2 separate regions of the Homo sapiens genome follow, and region 2 is linked to region 1. Evidence: chromatin loops called from intact Hi-C (ENCODE). Cell type or tissue: mammary epithelial cell. All regions are shown on one strand. Links, peaks and the distances in the headings refer to the core of each region. The heading gives the core; the rest is flanking DNA.

What was found. Peaks named below come from ENCODE experiments on the same cell type or tissue, not always from the same donor. Only the 100,000 strongest peaks of a DNase experiment are listed, where the experiment ranks them.
Region 2: a loop joins it to region 1, with 10 times the contacts of the local background. A loop is called at or near these places in 8 of 110 quality-filtered maps.

The regions. Positions count from the first base shown.
Region 1 is chr5:72,518,315-72,529,370 of GRCh38, forward strand. No RefSeq gene overlaps it. Among named protein-coding and RNA genes, the nearest start is that of ZNF366, 16 kb to the left of the region's middle. RefSeq lists a silencer at 5,708-6,002. In mammary epithelial cell, for the core only: a CTCF peak has its summit at 5,852; DNase peaks (open chromatin) are centred at 5,847 and 7,697.
Region 2 is chr5:71,778,475-71,789,530 of GRCh38, forward strand. No RefSeq gene overlaps it. Among named protein-coding and RNA genes, the nearest start is that of CARTPT, 65 kb to the left of the region's middle. RefSeq lists an enhancer at 268-562. In mammary epithelial cell, for the core only: a CTCF peak has its summit at 4,624 (motif pointing right); no DNase peak of the experiment used is centred there.

The DNA of each region.
Region 1 (11,056 bases), core at 2,821-7,820:
AAAAAGAAAAGAAAAGAAAGAAACACAGCAGGGCAAGGCTCCAGGGTCACTTGTGTTTCCTCTGGTCTAACCTCCTCTCTCTCCTCCACCCAGTCCTCAAACAACCCCCTCCTGCCTCCTCCAGAAGAAAAGTTAAAAGCTTTCTTTTGGAAACAGAGTAGTTTGCTTAGACTGCTGCTGTTTACCTTTGGTAGGACAGCCATTGGCGGTGAGTTCAAACACAGGAAAAGGCCTGTGTTCCAGGAAGAGCTGCAGACGGGCTGAAAGACCGGCCATAATGTTGCTGGATTGCACTATTCCCCACTGGTGTTCAGCCTGGGATCACACCAGGCCCTTGCCTCAACCTCAGGCAACCAGCCTCCAGCTATTTCTTGGACTACTACCTTCCCTTGGGAATATTGCCCCTAAAACAAGATGGTGTGGGATGGAGGGATGAAGAAGTAAGGGAGGGGCAATAAAAAGAGAAAAAGAGGCTTACACTACAAACAAAAACACAATAGCCTTATTTCTAGTCTAGTATGAAAAACATAATTATAACAAGCAGCAAACTTTGGGTTTACATTTGGAGGTTTTGTTATTTATTTGTTTTCAATTATTAACATCATCCTCTATGAACTAAGAGGTCCACATTTGTCAAAACAAGGCCACACATTCCCCAAGGCAGCTACCTCCAGACATCTCTGATCTATTGGTGAAAAGGAAGGGAAAGAATCTACCTCCCTATGTTTCAAAGTGATCCACCCTGAATAGGGTTATGCTAAATTGTGGGAGAAAGGAGGGAAAGCATATGAGGAAATACATGCTGTAAGGATCAAAATCTTCTGGGCCTTCCCCATTCCCCCCAGATTTCTTTCTGCTAATTCCATTTCAAAAACTCCCTTGGCTCCAAGGCACTAGATTCTCTGGTTGGGTCATTCTCAAGATTACCATGAGGATCTCACTTCTCTTTCCCTGATTTTAGAGTTATTTATGTCAAAATCTTTCTGTCTTCCAGAGAGCTCACAGCATCCTGTCTCCTCCAGAAGCTCTTCCCCAGCTGAAATGGAAGTGAAAGACTGGTAGTCTCCTCCTCAACCACCCACCTCCTGGGGCCCTGACTGTGTGGATGAACTCCTCACACCCAGGATTTGTGTCTCCAGTGAAAAGCAGCAATTTATCCTACACTGAAAATTTCCTGAATAAAAACAGTTCATGAAACTCTGGATGTAGTATTTTATTTGGTGTAGAATGAGTCTACAATAAGATCCTTTGTGTTCTCTGGTTTTTAGCAGTTTGACTCTGATGTTCCTGTGTGTGTGTGGGCATGTGTAGGTGTGTGTTTAATCCTCTTCTGCTTGGGGATTGCTCTCCTTCCTAAATTTGTAACTTTATGCCTTTCTCTAAATTTGAATAATTTTCACCTTTTACTTTTTTTCAAATATTTTTTCTGACCAATTTTTTTCTCTTCTCCTTCTCAGACTCCAGTTACATACGTATTAGACCTATTGATATTGTCCACTGTTCCCAGAGGACCTGCCCATTGTTTTTCAATGTCTCTTCTCTCTGTTCTGCACATTGAATAACTTCTATTGAATGATTTTAAAGCTTACTAACTTTTCTGTTATTTCTATTTTACTGTTAAGGCCAATCAGTAAATTTTTTATTTTAGATACTGTAATTTTTAATTCTAGAATTTTTATTTGGTTCTTTTAAGAAAAAAATAGTTTTTAGTTCTTTATTGAGCTTTCTTATCTTTTCATTCATTAGGAATATGTTTTTCTTTATGTCCTTAAGTATAGCTACAATAACCACTTTAAAATCTAGTCTGCCAATTCTATCACCTGTATTATCTTCAAATTGTTCTTTTTTCTCTTCAGAATGGGTCTTTTTTTTTCTTCAAATGTTGAGCAATTTTGGAATGTATTCTGTCTATTATAAATGATATATTGAAGAGACTCTGTATTCTGTTATGCTGTTCTAAAGAATATTGTGCAGCTTTTTCTAGGCAGGCAGGTATCTTGGCTGAATTCAAATTGCAAATTCTGTATGCCCTGAAGTAGGCAGCAGCTCAAATCCAAGTTGTTTTCTTAGCCTCAGCTGAGAGGCCTGAGCTCTGTCCCACAAATGTGAGACATAGGGTTCAACCAGAAATTTCTAGGCAACATTTGGGTGTCCTCTCTTTCTCCCTCTCTCTCTCTCTTTCTCTCTCTTTCTTTCTCTCTGATTATCTCCTTCATGGAATTTCCCTCTTATTTTCAAGAAGCTGTGGCCACCTTGAACTCTGACATTTGGTTCTGCAAGCCAGGAAAACTGTGGGTTTCTATCTGAGTTTCAGTGACCCCCCATGTCGCACCAGCTATAGCCTGCTCTCAGGATAAAAGCTACAAAAAAGAAAAACATAAAACTTAACTCGTGGTATTTCCTTCTTCAAGTATAGACTCTTCTGTAATATCTGCCTGTTTTTATTTGCCCTCAGATATTTTTCTATTTTTCTGAAGTTTTAAATTATTATCTGCAGAAAAGTTGGGTAGGTAGGGGTTTATTACTATAAAAGGGAGTATAACTTTTATTCTTTTGCTTCTTGGACAAATAACTATTCAAATATTTTCTAAGACTTAGTCAATTTTGCTCTTTAGCAAATAGTTTCTGTCTCAGTTTTCTATTTATTTTCTCATGGTTCTATGGGTCAGCAGTTGGGGCTGGGATTGATGGGCAGCTCTTCTGCTGGTCTTGTTTATTGTTACCTAGGTGGTTGCATTCTTCCAGTGGCTTGACTGGGATTATATGGTCGAAGACATTCTCACTCACTGGCAATCGATGCAAGAAGTTGGCTGGGCCTCTCTTCTCATGTCGTCTCTCATTCTCAAGAAGGCTATCCCAGACTTTTTCACATAAATGTCTCAGGGTTCTAGGAGGGTAAGAGTGGATGCTACATAGGCTCTTGAAGCCTGCAATTAAAACATACAGTGTCATTTCCACCACAAAGCAGGTCATAAGGCTATCCAGATATAAGAGAATGAAGATTAGACTGTATTTGTGCATATATAGATAGGAGGAATTTGTGGTCATTTCTTACAATCCAGCACATTAATATAAAAAATGCTATTATGCAACAATAATGGTAACAATCTTATTAAAATTTAACCCCCTTTGTGATCTATCACCATACTCACTGTGAGGCATCCAGATGAAGAAGAGTTGGATGCTTTTCTTCATGCTGTTTTATACCTAGGGAAAATGAGGAATTGAGATGTTAAGTAGATTTACCAAGATTGCAGAGGCAGTGATAGATAGAGCCAGGATATATAATGTTTAGTATATAAGTATGTATGATGGAGAAAAGCGAAAAACAAGAAGAGATTAAGAAATGCAGGAATAGGGTGGGGGAGTTTGCAATTTTAAATAGGATATATAGGAAAGTCTTCATTGAGAAGATGAGGATAGAGAAAAGACCTGAAAGAGGCCAGGGAAGGGGAATACACTTTCATTCAGTGGGATGAATAAGCACACTTGGTGGGATATGATATTATGTATGTATGTTATATATAGATCACTGAATCTTCCATTATATTTTTATGAGTTGGTAAAGCACACATTTATCATACTGAATATCAAACACCTGAAGTAGTCACGACTTAAAATTATATTATAAACAATTTCATATCATACCGGATTGGGTCTTTAAAGGGACTTGATAAATGCTACATAACAATTTTGGTTCTGTAGGATATGTTTTATATATATATATATATATATATATATATATATATATATATATATATATATGTATTCTTGGTATATATAAAGTGCTTTATAGTGACTAACAATTTCATAAACATAAAGTAGAAATAGAAAGCTATGAAAGATATTTTTCCTGCTGATAAATACATAAACTGAAACTTCTACTCACAATAATTGATGATTAGAAAATTTGGACCAATCCTCCCACTAAGGAAACATAAAGAACTGAATGAAATATAAAAAAAACTTCTTAAAAGAATCAAAGTATTAACAATATATTGAGGAATTACAAAAAGAAAATCAAGAAGAGGAGAACCTAGAGAGTAAAACCAACATCTGAATCTGATTTTGCTCTAAGAACATTTGCTAAGCCTAAAGAAATTCATTTTTGGTAAATTCCTGGGGCCAGGAGGCAAAAGGCAAGACCTGTAATCCACCAGAAGTCAGGATTTTAATAAATCATGACCATTTTAAATTGGGATCCCAAAGGATCCAGGTAAGGTAAATCATGAGTAAGCTAATCCCTGCAAAGAATTTTGATTTGGCTTTATGTCATTCGGGTGGTCCAGGAAACTGCAAGCCTTGAACTTGGTTTAAGATAGACCCAGACTGGTAGCACCTCAAGTGTCTGGCAGAGGCAGAGGAAAATCCTCTTTGGAAGAAGATGATGTTACGCTAGGCCTCAAATTATTGTGAAAATTAGTACAAATAATCTTTAAAACACAATGTCCAACACATTGTCAAAAACAACCAGTCATACATGGAAACAGAGTTCACTGAACAACACCAGCAGAAACAACAGACAACACAAATAGACCCATAATGACTGGAAATAATGTCTGTTGGAATTATTAGTCACAAACTATAAAATAACTCTGCTGTGTTTGAAGAAGAAAACAGACAGAATAAACTAAAGGCAATGTTTTAAGATATGATAGCCAAGAATATTAAGGACTAATAGAAGACATCAATCAATAGATTCAAGAAGCCTAATAGAGCTTACACAATATAAATTTAAAGAACAGCACTGCCAGAAACTTTATAGTGAAACCATAGGAAACCAAAGAAACTGAACTGTAAGCCCACCATATACTAAAAGCAGCCATAAAGAAAAGGACATATTATCTTTAAAGAAATAAAATTAAATCGACAGCTGACTTTTAAAAGTTAATAATTGAAGTCAGAAGACAGTAAAATAGTATTGTCAACATGTTCACAGAAAATAATTGCTCACTTAGATTTCTATTCCCAGGAGATATTCTATTTATTAATATATTGTTATATTATATATCCATTTATATTATATATGGTAAAGATAAATACTTTTTTCTAAAAAACTGAGAGTTTGGAAAATTTTAAAGGATTATTTAAGGGATAAGTAAAATGATCCAGATGGAAAATCTGAGATTCAGGAAGTGAAGACCAAAAAACAATAAAAATATATTATAGAATTTTAAAATTACATAGGATTTTAAATTGTGACAAGCGCCAATTAATTGGGATGTAGATAGATGGGATTGAAGTGTTCTAAGCTTTCTGAATTGTATAGGCCAATGATAGAGATTAACATTTATATTATATTTGGATAAGTTAGCAATGAAAGGTTAAAAATAAAATAATAAATAGAAAACAATAATAATTTTTAGGCCAGCCACTAAAAGAATAGTTATTGCAAATCTTCCAAAATAGTAAAGGGGAAGACTAATGATTAAAATATCTTAGTTGATCCCAAAGAAGTCAAGAGATGAGAAAAAGAATCATAGAAGAGGTAGAACATATCAATCATGAAATAAGATGCTAGATTAAAACCCAAATTTATCAGTGATTCCATTAAATGTAAATGAGCTAGCCTTACTATTCCTAATAAATATTTCCTAATAAATGTGCATTAAAGGGCTGTGGGGAATATTGGAGAATGCCCTGAGCTGAGGATAGGAGGCCTGAATTCTAGTCCTTCTTTAGTCATCAGCTAACCATGGAATTCTGAGCAGTTCTCTGGACTTCAGCTCACACAGGAAATTAGGACATTAGGTTGGATAATGGATGAACTTCATTTAGTCCTTTTAGACTTAGAGATTATTCTCATGACCTCTTTGCTTAGGTTCCAGGTCTTAAGACAGCCTCTTGTTGAAGGAAGGGACGCCCTCTGCTGAGATAAAACTGAATTCTCTTAAGCTTCATTTATCTCACTTGGCAAGATATCTTAAGTGACATATGGAAATGTTACACATTAGAGGTGGCAAAGGTGTGATAAATACTTTTTTAAAATGACTATTCATATTGATGCCAGAATCTCCAATATTGATTAACTTGGATTCGCAACTGAAAAATCTTATTCACTGGTCTCTAAAGACAGGTTTGCAGAACTTCCAAAGTTATTTATATTCATCCTCCCCCATAAGCAATCTAGATTGATCAACATTTAGTATACATAATGGCACTGGTACTCTCACTTGGTCCATATATAAGCTGGTCATGGGTCACAAACAGAACTTGAGTTATCCTGAAGGAAAAGTGGGAATTCACACCGTGAAGAGGTTGACTGTTATACTACCGTTCTTTCACTGGTGTTTAGTGTATTGTGACACAATACAGTTTGTATGTTGTCAACTAACAATTTTTTAAAAGACTCCTGCCCTCTAAATTACAAACTAAATAGAATTACAAGTTAAATAGAATAATAAGTTAAATCAAATAATAGTGCAATTAATAATAATGCAGTTAATAATTCTGCAAAGAATAAGAAAATGGCAAAGCAGACATTTTTCCTACTCCTTCAATCATATTACAAAGTAAAAATAATGATAATTGAATCAGATCCACAAAGAAGCCTACACAGAGGCCAAAGTGTATTGAACTCCACCAAGAAGTTTATTTGAAGTATAGATTTAACCCATCAATTAATGGAAACCCCAACTAATACCAGCTCATGAAGAAGAGCCATTGCAATTGGCAGAAAACTTTAACGTATGGTTTATTACATGTTTTCTATCTTTTGAAAAGTTCTTTTGGGTATGTTTCATAATAAACTAATATGATAGCTTATATGTATAATTTATAAACAAACACAGATACACATTTTGGGGATGTATGCTCAAATTTGAGGAAGGGGTACATAAAGAAATCTGGAGACTCCAGACTTAGTTTAAAAAGCAGAGCTCTTGGGTGGACCTTCAGAGTGACATGAATTGTAGGGCTACAGGGGAACTGAGAGGCCTCAGGTCATTGGACAGGAGCGGCTGGGCACTGTGATGTGCTGACTGTGAAGTCAGACAAAGACTCCAGGTTGTCTGTGCTCTATCATTATAGGACCTTGGGCAGATGACATATCCTCTCTGTGTTTTTAAAAATACAGCCCTTAGACAATCTGCATCAGCACTGAGGCATTGACTAAAAATTTAAATTACTACCCTGTGGTCTGATCGTCACTGACCCTCTTCTTGGGCCAGAAAAGGGTATTTCACATTACTGAGCATTTTCTTTGTGTCAAGCCCTTTCTCATATTATTATTTTGTTTGATACACATAACAAATATTCCCATTTGTGAAATATTCCCATTTTATAGATTAGGACAGTGAGCGTGGTGGACAGACCTTAGGGTGACTGCCGGTAATTCCTGCTGTCTGCTGTTCAAGCCCTTTGTAATCCACTCCCTGTATGTGTGGATGAATCTGTGACTTGCTTCTACTCAACAGAATATGGCAAAAGTGATAGGCGATCACTCCCTTGCTTAGATTAGATTATACAACAAAGATGTCGGGCTGTCACCCCATAATTATGTTGTGATAGAAGTTTTAGCAGACTGAAGAAGCAAGACTTTCCTGCTGGCCTTGAAGAAGCAAGTTGCCATCACATCAACTGCATATGTTGAGAGTCACAAAGCAGGGAATTGTGGGAAGTCTCTAGGAAACTTCCAGCCTCAGTCCTGTAACCACAAGGAACTAACTCTTGCTCAACATCCCCCTAGGGTTAGAAGAGGACTCTGAGCTCCAGGAAGGAAGGAGACCTGGTCAATTCTTTGCAGACAATCTTGTGAGGCCCCAAGCAGAGGATCCAGTTAAGCAATGTCTAGATTCCTGACTTGCAGGAATGGTGACATCATAAATCTGTGTTGTTTTGAGCTGGTAAATTTAAAATATTTATTACACAGCAGTAGAAAATGAGTACAGTGGACATGCATGGTGGTTTACACTTGTAATCCCAGCACTTTGGGAAGCCAACACAGAAGGATTGCTTGAGTCCAGGAGTTTGAGACCAGCCTGGGCAACATAGTGAGACCCCTTCTCTACAAAAAAATTTAAAAATTAGCCAGGTGTGGTGGCAGGTGTAATCCCAGCTACTGGGGAGGCTGAGGCAGGAGAATTGTTCGAACCTGGGAGGAAGAGGTTGCAATGAGCCGAGATCACACCACTGCACTCCAGCCTGAGTGACAGAGCAAGGCCCTGTCTCGAAAAAGAAAAAGAAAGAAAAGGAATGCAGCAAGTGATTCGTCTTTTTTGTTTTTTGTTTGTTTTTTGTTTTTTGAGACAGGGTCTCATGCTGTTGTTCAGGCTGGAGTGCAGTGGTGCGATCTTGGCTCACTGCAGCCTCTGCCTTCTAGGTTCAAGCAATTCTCCTGCATCAGCCTCCCAAGTGGGGGCCCACCACCACGCCTGGCTAATTTTTGTATTTTTAATAGAGACAGGGTTTCACCATATTGGCCAGGCTGCTCTCAAACTGCTAACCTCAAGTGATCCTCGCACCTCGGCCTCCCAAAATGCTGAGATTGCAGGCGTGAGCTGCTGCGGCCAGCCCCCAAGTATTATTATGTATCAGAATCATCTTGCTTGAAGGTGGATAGTGTTCTCCAATCTAGACTTATCCATAATAAAGCTGATATTTGTATCTTCATTCTCTATCTTTTGTGGCTATTTCTCAGCTGGTTCCAAACTCAGAGTTGGGGGGAGATATGACTGATTATCAACTCTAACCCCAGCACATCGTAGCATTACCTGCTCTTCTCCACAGGGCACCTTCCCACCCATTGTTCATTTGAGCCTCAAAATAATTTCATAAAATCAAGACAACTTTTTAATTGTTTAATATCCATTTTAATTTTAGACCACTCTATCTAAATGTGAATTTTATTTTTATTTATTTTTGTCCTCCTAAGCATTCAGGATGATTTTTCAGTCTGAGGATTTTTATATTTTTTCAATTAAATTTTTTCTCTGTTATTATATTTTTAGGTAGTTTTTCTGCCCAATTTTTATTATTCATTCCTTCTGGAACTCCCATTGGATGTGTGGTCTGTGTTTCTCTGTCTATTTTTCTTTTACCTGAACTCTTTTATTCTATCTCCTCTTTCTAGGCTAGGTCTAGGCTAAGTTCTGTATGACCCCTCTCAGCGCAATCTTCCAATTCTTTTATTCTGCCTTCAAGTCTGCCCAGTCTCTTGTTTATGCTAAGTATTAAGGTTTACTTTTTGAGTGTGTTTTTTCCTAATTCAGGGAATAAAATTTAATTTTCAACAAGCTTATTTTATATCTTCTTGTTCTTGCCATATAACCTCCCATTTAATATCGAAAGAATGCTATTAATACATCCTTAATCTCTTTAAGAATTCTAAGCATGTTAAGTTTAAAGTTATTTGAAATTTATATGTCATTCCAGTTTCTTTGGGTATGAATTCTCACTCGTCGAATCTCATAATGGATTCGTGTTGCAATAATTTTTTGTGTGTGCTTTGTAGATTTTATTTGAGATTTCATCTTGCATGAAACTTTCCTGAATGCCTGTTCCTTCCCATGGTTGCCTTAGCCTGGCCTTCTAGACCTCACACTTCCAGGATAGTCTTACATGAAAGTTCCAATCATTCAGCTCAAGCAGGTAATGCATTACACCTGTGCCCTGTGCTAGCCTGGTTCTCTTTATTACATGGGCTCCTCTCTACACAAGTAGAATGTTTCTAGCCATAGCTATGTGGTCAAGCAGAAAAATTTCAGTCCCAGTTCCCTGGATGGAGGTGCTGTCCAGCCCCCTGCTTAATTCAAGGAACTTGGTCTCTCATAATAAATAGAGTTCTCTTGACCCTCATTTCCAAAGGAACTTTGACAGCACCTACTCCCTATGAGCCCCATAACTTCAACTTTCCAAACACTTGCTATTTTTTTATTTTTAAAAGAGATGTTCCCTTTTTCTCTAAGACATGTATTTTAAAAATATGTTATATTCCATTTCTATCACCATGCGTTATATGTTTGTATTAGAGAATAAGTGAAGAATTCATGTGATTATTTTGCCATATGGACTCATAATCTTTGGACATTCATGTTAAAGGTTAACCAGCAGAAGCACAGAAAGGTTAGCTGAGCTTTACAGGTGCCACAACAAATTAGTAGTCAAGGTGTTAGTAAAGCCAACTCTCTAGATTGTGGTATTTGGATACAGTGTTCTTTCCATTCTGCCACATGGAACTATGGGATTTTATTTGCTTTATTTGTCTATTTATATAAAGTTATTTGTTTGTTAAGCTACAATAGCCTATGAATACAAACACAATAACATCTCTTTTGTGTTTCAAACTAAATAAGCCCTGTCTCAGTAGCAGAATATGTAGTAGTCCTTGTGAGACCTGTGATGTTTCACTAAATTGTCCAAGAACATCAAGGGTTATTTGGTCCAAAATGTTCGTTCCTCCTATCATGGCCTTGGTTCTTTCCTCCCCAACAGACTTCTTACTCTAGATTACTCCAAGCCATTCAGGATCCGACGACTTTGCCAGTGAGTGGTTCAGCAAAACTATGTGACCCAATTATGGCTAATTAGACATCTAGAAAGATGTCTCCACTTCTAATAAGGGAGATAAGAAAAGGCAACACCACCCCCCCGCCACCTAGTTTTCTCTGGACATTAGATGGACGCTTGGGACTTCCATAGATACACATTGACCTCGCATGAGCCAGATGACAGCAAAGTGGGAAAGTGAGAAGCACTGGGTCTAATGATGCCAGCAAGCCATGGTGTTCGAAACACTGGTGCTCCCCAGCCTCGAACTGCTCTGAGATAATGTGTTTCTTTATTATTAATACCACTTTGAGTTGGGGTTGTTATTCCTTGAAACTAAGACATCCTAATGACACTACCTGTTTCCAAATGGCTCCAGCAGTGACAATGGGATCTTCTAGACCAGCACTGTCCAACAGGAATGCAATGCAAGCCGCAAATATGCACCACATATGTGATTTTTAATTATTTTTAATAACCCCATTAAGATGAAATTAAATCTAATAATATACCATATTTAACCCAATATATGCAAAATACTATTTTGGCAGGTAATCAACATAAAAATTGA
Region 2 (11,056 bases), core at 2,051-7,050, 740 kb before region 1:
GACTGAGATATTTTTGCCCCCTAAAGCAAAAATGCTACTTACTTTGGACTTAGTATACTATTTTTAAAATTAAGTATAAAAACACATATCAGACCTGAATTTTAAAAAGTAGTCTTACTGTAAATACAAGAAAAACTAGATATTTAATAAGGTAAAATGACAGAATGAAATTATATATTTACCATATCTTCAGTACATTTTGTGCTGCACAATGCACTTGCAATTATATAAAGCATTCTGTGTGTGCTATGTATTATAATTGTTGTTAATTTGAGATAACTGAAAATAGGAATTGCATAGACAGTAAATATTTTACGTTTTCTCTTTGACTGAAAGTAGGTGACACTTCCTGTGGCTGCCATTTCAACAGTCCCCACTGTATGGCAGAAGCAGCCTGCTCAATCCGCTAGTATCCACAGCAATCAATATGGCATTCTTTCCTTTTCTAGGAGCCAGAAAGCCTGTGATTATGTGCATTATGTGATGGAAGAAAGGATGGTATTTAGAGTAAGTCCCTCAAGATACAGCATTGTATAGTCACAGTGATATTGACGCATGTATCATAATGCATATATCCTTCTATTTTCCTTTTTACCCCCAAATAAGTACATTCTTCTATCTCTACAGACAACTGTGTTGCACAAGTAACCTTCTTATATCAAATCCACTAGAACATGAGCCAAGATATTGTCAGATATTAAATAATAGGAGAAACATCATCATTCAGAGATGCTGCTAACTACCACTTAGGTAAACAGAAATGTCAGTTTGTGAATGCTTTTCGTATTCACTGCAACATTACTTTCTAAGGCGTGCGACACTGAAGGAATGTACTCACACTTATGTAAAGCTATGAAGCTGCCATATTGTGCACGCTATTCTCATGTATGCCTGCTGATGTTCAGAGATGGCTAAGATGCAGAATATTTCCAACTTGTATTGGCAACTCAACCCATAGTTGAAATGGCTTGGGCTTTCCTAAGATAAACAACTGTGGAATCGGGCCTGGCATTAGGGTCTTTATTTAAGAAGACACCCAGATCTGCTTTAGGAGCCCTCTGCTTCACATTTTCCTTCCAATGGTGAGCCATGATCTTTGAAATCCCAAATATTAGCAATGACTTAAGATCTTTCTGGAGAGAAGAGTGCTTTAACTGGGTTAAGTTTAGTTATCAACTTAATGCTTTTCAACTAGAAAAAGTTGCGTTTTTCCAGTCATAGGGACACAGTAGAGTGTGCTAGGTGTGTGGCAAAGCACAGGATAATGTATGTGACATATTTTCTTGGTGGGTCATATTTGGTCATTGAGTAATGTAACACATTGCTGTTAAGTTCTTACAAATAGACCTGGAATAGAATGCAACATTCACATGAATTTTATGACAAAATGTGAATCTTCAATTAAGTTTCCTGCTTGCAACAGACTGCTTCTTACCTTACAACTTCCAGATGCTCTGGGGCCACAATTTTCTCTCTTCTACCTTAGTAGACTTCTAGGAAATTTGGGAAGTGCCAAGTTAGCTTGGATTTATTTTACATTAGCAACTACCTGTAATCTACAGTACAGATAACAGTGGCAATGAAACAAGGAGGAATAAGTTTCAAATGGCAGGTTGGTATTTAGGAGGACAGGGCCTTGCATGGCCCTAACAGGGCACCATATTGAGAGTCTTGGGCCAGAAGAGAGACAGCATAAGGGACTGGCTGCCTAAAGAGGTCAGTTGCACCACGTATTTCCCAATTTGCTCATGAAATGCTTGGGACTCTCTTTGGTCTCTGAACCTCTAACTCTGGTATTTTTCTGCTTGCTTTGGTTACCTCCCTAATTAAGTGACTCTCTAACTGCAAAGGAGCCCATACCATGTTAAATGTGAATACTTAGCATTTGTATTCCTCCAGTCTAGGTCCTACTTATTTAGGATGGTCCTGCTCAAGTCTCAAGGCCTAGATTCGGAGAGAGTTAGAGATACTCTGGCACACGCACTTTTTTTTTTTTTTTTTTTAAGACACATTCTCACTTTGTCACCCAGGCTGGAGTGCAGTTGTGCAATCTCATTTCACTGCAGCCTCAACCTCCTGGGCTAAAGTGATTCTCCCACCTCAGCCCCCCAAGTAGCTGGGACTACAGGCACTTACCACTATGCCCAGCTATTTTTTTTTTTTTTTTGTATTTTTTGTAGAGATGAGGTTTTGCCATGTTGCCCGGGCTGGTCTCAAACTGAGCTCAAGTGATCCACCAGCCTCGGCCTCCCAATGTGCTGAGATTACAGGCATGAGCCACCACGCCCTGCCTGGCACACACTCTAAAGCCTTCAGGGGCTTCCTAACTGAGCTCCTTCCCATGGCCTGCCAGGCCCTCCATGCTCTGGCTCCTGGGTGCTCCTCATTTCCTGCCACTCCCCAACACTCCTGGTGACCCAGCCACACTGGTCTCCTTGCTGCTCATCGGACACATTGCGTCGTTCCTATCTCAGGGCCTTTTCCTCCCTGCTGCTTCTTCCAGGAATGCTCTTCCCACAGCTTTGAGTTTGGGTTGCTCCCTCACTTCATCCACACCCCTACTCTAATGTTATTTCATCAAAGAGATCTCCCTAGCCTCCCTTTCTGGCACCCCACTGCAACTCACTATCCTTTTACCCTGACTTACTTTTATTTGTAGCCTGTATCACTACCTACCATGTAACTTATCTATTTATCTGTTTATCATCTGCCTTCCCCTTCTTCCCCACCACACTATAAAATCCATTAGGACAAAATCATTGTCTTGTTCAACACTGTATCACCAGGACCACAGAGTGCCTGAATTATGGTCAGTGCTCAAAAGGGATTTGTTATCAACTGCGCTCTGTCATTTTACACATCAGATACTGAGGTCAGGCAAGGTATAAAGAGAGCAGGGGCAGGAGCAGTGGCTTCCCCTCTGACTGCTCCCACCATGCCAACCATTTCTATTTCTGAGCATGAGTAGAACTCACTACCCATACCCGGCCGCCCCATACCTGACTGTGTACTGCCTTGTCCTGGTCTCGAATCACTACAAATCACGCTTGGCAAGTTTGTATCGAAAGCAATGTTTGCTTTAGTGGGATCTGGCAAACCCAGGGTCCCCAAAGACCACTAAGCAGTCACCAGCACTGAGTTTTAGAAATGGCTGGCTTGTTTTATTACCAGTTAATAGCATTTGTATTTGTGCTTTTGCAAATAACCATGAGAAATCAGTCATCAGGCATGAATGATATGAGAAAATTAAGGACAAGGTCCTAAAAAATGGGCTGGGGATGAGGACTACGGTTCAGTAACTGGATCAAGCGTGTGAAGACTCAGGGGAAAGAATTTACATGGGGTATATGCTGTTCAAGAAGGACTAAAATTCGGGGCCAGATGCTACTGCATCTCCTCCTCCCCCACCACACACACACATTCGAAGGGCTATGGAGGGCACCTTTTTTCTTTAGGGAAAATTATCCCATTTCATTCATCCTACAAACATGAGGAGTGGCTGTGTTTTCAGAAGTGCCAATGAAAATCCCAAGTCCTGGGTCTCTGAGAGATACTTTCTTATGTGGTTAAGAAGAATCAGGATGCATAAACTTGAATCCTTTCTCTACCATTTATTTGCTCTAAGATCTTGGGCAAGTTATGTAAAGTTCTCTCTGTTTTCTATCTGTTAAATGGAAATAAAAATGATACCAGTTGTATGGGTTGTTGTTGAGATTAAATAAAGAACTGCTGGTAAAGTGCTTTTTACATTATCTGCCAAGCAGAAAGGGCTCAATGCATTTTAAATAAGTAAATATATATCCCTGAGTAAAGCAGGGAGGAACCAGCCCAGCCAATGGCTTCCCTGTTTTCAAAACCACCCTGCTTGTCCTTCCAGAGGAATAAGACCAAATTCCTGGGGATTTTGGTTCACTCCTTGGTCAGCAACCCTGCAGATTTATTTTTTCTAGTCATTTCAGGCTCTGTGTCTAATGATGCCAAGTTACCTGGCTTTATGGTGAGTATGAAGCTGAACGCTAACTGCGGAAACTCCCCGGGCCAGGCAAAGCCTTGGAAAGTGAAAGTGGCTGTGAAGGCAAAGGTGCCACCTGGTCTTTCCCTAGGGAGAGCAAGACCCCAAACTGATCCTTATCATGAGATTCTGGGTACTGAGGTGAACTTGGGCTTGCAGCTTTGCAGTGAGTTTGGAGCCCACCTCTTTGAAGGCAGATTTCATGCATGCTTTCTTTGTGTAAAGTATTTTGAGAAAGTAGATGTATTTGAAGATGTTAATTTGGGCAGAGGACTATCCTCAGGTAATGCTGGGTGCACTTGTGGGAGTGGGGCCAAGCACCAGCTACTGCAGATAAATGTGCTGGCTCTGATCTCTGGTACCTCTGTTGAGTGACAAGCTCTTACAGAAACAAAGGAAGTGGCGGTATAGCAGGGACAGTCCCTTGTGGGGACTGTAAATGGCTGAGACTGCTACCATCTGCTCTTCTCGATTCAAATATTTAACAGGAGGTTGAAAACACAGAAGTTCCCATGAAATTACCAGTTTTTTTCCCCCGAACTTAATTTCTGTCAAGGAGAGGGAGGGGTCCCTTGTGTTAAACGTCTGCTTTTCAGTTTTCGAGACTGCCAGGAGATGGCGCCAGGGCTTGGTTCTTAATGGGTTCCTTGGCGCACCAAAGAAAAGACATGCTCGGCGTGGGGATGGAGGCCTCCGTCTCGGCGTTTCCATGTAACTCGTTTCTCAGGATATCTGAACAGAAACCCTGGCCTTGACATTCCTTGGGTTAAATGGGCTTCTTTTTTCATCTGGCCGGGAATTGAGTTTCTGGTCATGGCGCGCTACATTTTCAGTCATCGATTCTCCTCAGAGGGTCGCACGACTGATGTTGTCTCTGGACATATGCTAATAAGAAACCAGAGAGAGCTTGGAGAGGGATTTTGAATGCATTAGAACTTTCCAGCGTGTTGCATAAAAAATAGAAAGTAGAGGTCATGTTATTTGGGAAATAGTAGACGTGTTGTATCATACCGTTTTTTTTTTTCTTCTTTTCAGACCCTTTTCACTGATCTGTTGCTCTTAGCCCAGAAAACGGTATAGCTGATGCCAGAAATTACAGCACGTTCTGCTAGGAAGTGTTTACACTTCAGGGCTGAACTCCTAGCACGATTAATAAACATCACCACCACAACATAAGAACGACTGAGCATGTGGTACCTATCCGCTCATTTAACCCTTACAGTAATCTGGGATATGTCCTTTATGATGTACTTTTTTCAGGCTAGAAAACTGAAGCTTAGGTTCAATAATTTGCCTAAAGTCATTCAACGTGTGATCAGAAGAGTAGAGATTGAAACTCAGACCATCTGACTCCAGGCCCACAAGGTTGTCCCCGGCACCCTACTAGAACAGCAATTTTGGGGGTAACGGGGCACCCCGGAGGCAGTGCTCAGTGGTTCCAGGTAGCTTGGTGTGCAGAGAGGCACCCAGGTATAGAGATGTGGTAGTCGTTTAGTGTTCACTGTGTCATGTGAGCGCTGTGTCATGTCCTGTGGCTTCTCTCAACACCGTGTGCAGAATCCAAACTTCCCCAGGCCTGCAAGCTCTGAGCTCTGTTCCCCTCTCCTATCCTGCTTGGTCACCCTCCAGGCATCTTTCTCCTTCCAGAACTTGCCAAGCCCATTTCTGCCTCAGGCTCTTTGCACCTGAGCTCTCTTCCCTTAACTCCTCACTGGCTGGCTCTTTTTCCTCAGGGCTCAGCGCAGACAGCCCTTTCTCACCCCATGATGTAAGGAGGCTCCCTCTGCCTCAAGGCCTCCTGACTCCTCACTCTGTTTTATTCCTTTATCGCACTTGTAATGATCTCTAAGTATCTTGTTTGCCTGGGTATCGTCTGTTTTTCTCTCATTGGAATGTAAACTCCATGAGGAGGGGATTGGACAGTCTGGTTCATTGCTGTATTCCTGGAACCTAGAACATGCCAGAAACAAAGGAGGTGCTTAATAAACATTTATTGAATAAATATGATGGGGGAATGTGATAAAAGCAGCAGGAGTTGTGGTCCCACCTGTCAGGAGGCTCACAGGACAACGAGAGAGCCCAGGTTGGCATGAAACAACTGAAGATCAATCATGGCAAGGGTGGTAGTGGCCCAGAATAGTGGTCACAAAAACAGATTCTGGGGCTTACCCACCTTGGGAGGCTGAGGCAGAAAGACGGTTTAAGCCCAGGAGTTTGAGAACAACCTGGGCAACAAAGTGAGACCCTGTCTCTACAAAAAAATAAAAAAAATTATCCTGGTATGGTGGTGTGACCCTGTAGTCCTAGCTACCTGGGAGGCTGAGGTGGGAGGATTGATTGAGCCCAGGAGGTCGAGGTTGCTGTGAGTTGTGATTGTACCACTGTACTCAAGCCTAGGTAACAGAGTAAGATCTTGTCTCTAAAATAAAATAAAATAAAAATAGATAAATCCTGACTCCAGTACTCACTGGCTGTGTGATCTTGGCCAAGTTATTTAGCTCTTTCATGCCTCAATTTTCTCATCAGTAAGTTGAAGATAATAATATTAGTAATATTAATACCCACTCATGGAATTGTTTAAGGATTAAATGAGATATATATGAGTGCTTGGAATGGTGACTGGCACATAGTGCTCTATAAATATTTTTTAAGTAAATAAAGGTATAATTAAGCAGAAACCTATGGCTTTAGAAATTCAGAAAAATGAAAATGCCAGTGTTGGGGAAAGCCCTGTTTCTTGGAGGTGGTTGGATTTGGATTGAGGAAGACAGGGAGTCTGAGGGGATATTTGCACTTGCTCTGGTGCCTCATTTCTATGTAAATATCTATTCAAGAAATATTTGTTTATTGATTTATTTTTGTTCAATAAATATTTATTGAGCATTTATTATGTGTCAGTGCCTAGGATGCAGCAATAAAATTGTAAACAGTACAAAATGAATTTCATTGATTTAAAAAAATTTTTTTTCTTTTTTTTGAGGAAGATGCTCTTTTTTCTCATTTCTTGAATTGGATTCTTGACTTGTATACTTTCAGGAAATATTTATTAAGCATGAGCAAAAAATGGTTAGTAAATCATCCCTCCCAGCCCCACCCCCAAAGTATGCTAAGAATTTATTATATATAATGGGAGTTTTTTAAAAAAACGTTAGTATTGTTTGGACTTAACATACAGAATGATGCTCTAGAAAACCATAGCCTCTCTTCTTCCTCCAGCTACAGTCTTTCCTGTCCCAGTTAGGGTACAGGTTCTGAAATGAACCTCGACTGGCTCTAGGTGACTCTGCTGGAGAGAAGTTCAAATTCCTCACTCTCTCCTCTTAGTTCGATTCAACCAACATGCACTGAGAGCTAACTTTATGCAAGGCAGACATGCGAGTGTAGAGAGGGTAATAAAAATGACATCCTTGATAACACAAGCATCTAGAAGAAGTTTAGAATGAATAGTGGCCCCAGGCCTGCAGTGCAGAGAGGAACCATGATGGGAGCCGGAGGGGAACGGACAGAAGGCCCAGGCCCAAGACGGGACTTCATGTCGCAGAGTGAAACTGGCTCCCAGTCCCCAGGTGGAGGTGGCTCTGAAAGATGACAGTGCCTAAAAAATAGCAACAACATTGAAAACACAATGAAATGCTCATTTTTATATTAAGGGAGGGTGAGTTTTAGAGAAGGGCTCTGTGCATTTTCAACAAGGTGGGAGATAAATGGAAAGAAGCCTTCTCTTGGCTGTAAAGACAACATCAAAGCTTCTCTATTGATCCAAGGGAAATAATTACAGCGATATCCTGAGAGAGTCAATGGACTCCCAACATAGAATTCCACGTCTGATTTATGCAATCTCACCCATTCCCAACACATGGCCTCGGGACACAGTGGCAAATAATAACATTTAATTAAAACACATAAAACAGAAGCATCAATGACAGCCAAGTCAAAATCAATATAATGCTAATTTCTAAAGATGGTGCTTGCATGAGGTCCAGGGGGTCAGCAGCAAGGGATTTCACGACAAAGAGCCTTTGTGAAAGGGAGCAGACTTCCATTTCCTGTGGCTGGAGTTACAGACCGCAGAGATCCTATAGCTCAAATCCCTCACTGCACAGAAGATAAACCGAGGTCTGGAGAACTGAGAATTTCATAATAGAGTCAGTGGTAGCATAATAATCTGACTTTTAGGCTTGTGTTCTTTGTTCCTGTGTCATTCTCCCTTTAAGTCTCAGAGTTCTTGGTAGGAATGCCCTCTCACTTCAGATGGAGTGCCGAAGTCAATGGAAGAAGCCACCCATCAGTGGCACAGGTGTCTCTAAACCTGACAACACATGACATCTTCCATGGCTGACTGCATCTCAACAAAGGTTTTTAATCGGCAGCCTGCAGTGTGACGTTTCTAAGTCAAATTGCTTCTTTGTGCCTGCAGGTCCCCTTCCTGTCACTTGGATTTGGTCAGAGAGCTCACAACCTCAGCTGCACCATCTGCTTTTTCAGAGGACAAGGAGACCCTCATGGCCCAGAAGAAATGGCAAATGAAACAAATTCTCCTTGAATTCGTGTAGAACATAATTCTGCAACAGATAGAATTTCCTTTTCATCCAAATAGATCACTTGGGTGATAAATGTTAGAAACTGAGTAGGTTGCATGGGGTTAAGATTACATTGTGTTTTCATCAGTTCCCAGCTCTTGGTCTGAAATTTGGGCACAGAGTTCTGGAAACTCTGACTTTTCAAGAAGTTGCTTGGCATTGTTCTCTTTGACTAAAATGGAAAATGGGAGATGCTTCAAGTCTTAATTGCATTTGCAGTCTTTGGTAGATCTTATCAAATTGCAATTGTGAATAATCTTTGGGGTTGCAGAAGTGTGAGACTGAGGTGGTCGTGGGAGTATAGACTCCAAGATGGCTGATTTCTACTCGGTAGCAGACTCTGTCTGAAAATGCTAACTTTACCCTTGCTCACAGACTGGAGAACAGGCAACATGGCCTGTGCCCTTCTGGTTATTTGGTTCTCTGTGTGAAGGTGTTGGGTAGAGGGTGTCACTGGGCTGGCGGTCTTACAGCATAAGCAAACAGATATCTCCTTTTAAGAGCTATTGGATTGGTGACCATAGAAAACTGGAAGTGCTTGGCAAATCTTGTCTAAATCAGGGGTTCTCCCAAACTTTCTAAATAAAGGGCTTAGGGGTGCCAATCTGGTTCAAAGGGGGTCAGCTAGGGACTTGTTCTGCAACAGAGTTTGCATAATAATTTAAACTACCATTGATTGAAAATTTATTTTGCAGTGAGAATGCTTCATTTAATCTTCAAAACAACCCTATGATGGATGTTTTATTATTAACCTTACTGTACTGATTTCCAGTTGAGGCATTGTGAGTAACTTGCTCAAAGTCATACACGGGTGGTGAAGAAAGGACTTAAGCCAATGTAGTTTTACTCCAAAATCTATACACTTGTCCATTATACAACCCTGCCTTTTAGTTGTGAGCATGATGTCTATTACTTAGATGTGATGCTTATTTGGGGTGGCTGATGGAGATGATGGGGGTGGTAAACTTCCTCCACCCAAGCCACTTGTCTGAAGGTTTTTAGCTGCATGTATTTACTCTGGAGAGCTTAGTCTGTAACTGAAAACAGGATGAATCCAAGCAGGTCTGCTGGTGAACCAAGAACCTGCTGGAGCTTTCAGTGATGAAAATCAGGGAGAAGAGCTAGGTACAAACATCCAGTTGTCAGAGTTTAGCTAATAGCGCAGGCACTGTCTACCAAAGAGGTAAAAGCTAGCCAGCAGAGTGGTAGAGAGAGTTCCTGGCACGTAAATAATTATTTTTCTCTGTCTTTGTCACAGACATACAAAGTATTTCAAGGGAACCTTGTTCAGGAACCTTAGAAGGGCCAGTTGAGGCTGTTCCTCTCCTTGTTTTAATAGTTGAAGCAGACTGAAGAGAACATTTGTGGCTAGTGCTGCAGAAAAAATCACCAATGGCTGAAAAAAAAATCAGTTGAACAGCTTTTGGTATCAGGATAGCTGTTGGACCTGGAGCTGTGGATAAACTTTAAGGGTGATAATGTCATAGGAGATTCACAGATTTAATTCTATTGAAGGAGAGAACCCTTATGGGATTAACCAGTCTTTAAAAAAAAGTTGACTGGTGACAAAAATACCTAATTGTGGATTTGCAAAAATGTTTTATTTATTAAAATGATACATGCTAATGAGGTATAAGAAAAAATATTTACAAAGAAGAAATTCCTTCATTTATTCTACAAATAATTTTAAAGTATCTACTATGTGCCAGATATGGTTTAGGCACTTGGGACTCAGCAGTGAACAAAACAGACAAAAGTAGCTGCCCTTGGGGAGCTGAACCCCTAGCACGGGAGGCAGATACGAAAGGTAATAATTAAGTAAAGTACATAATTAGTATATGAGAAGATGGTAAGTGGTATGACCAAAAAAAAAACAAAAACAAAAAACAAAAAAAGAAAGTAACAGAGGAATGGGGAAAGAGAGTTGAGGCAGAGAAAGGAGCAGCTTTCTAATTTGAAAGGATGGCTGAGATAAGCCTCTTTGAAAAGGTGTCAACTGAGCAGAGACTTGAATGAGGTGAGAGTGAGGCTTGGAATATTGATGGGTAGGATGTTATGGGCAGAGGCAATGGCAGATGCACCAACCCTAAAGTGAGAAAAGTCCCCTGTGCCTCAGGAGATGGGGTCAGAGAAAGAGTAGGCAATGGTGAGGTCAGAGGCAATGAAGACCAGGGCATAAGTGAAATGGGGGCCCTTGGAGGGTTTCATCAGAGGTGTGAGATAACCTGACTTTGTATTTTAAAAGGTTTATTCTAGAAGCCATGGTGGAGGAGCAGGGGACAAGCAGGGAGGCCAGTCAGGAGGTTCATACTGTCATCCAAGGAAGAGAAAATGGTGGCTGGGACCAGGGTGGTAGCAGTGGAGATGGTAAAAGGGGCCAGGATTCTGGATAATCTTGAAGTTACAGCCAATATAATTTCTGAGGGACTAGGTGTGGCAGATATCAGAAGAGGAAGAGTGAAAA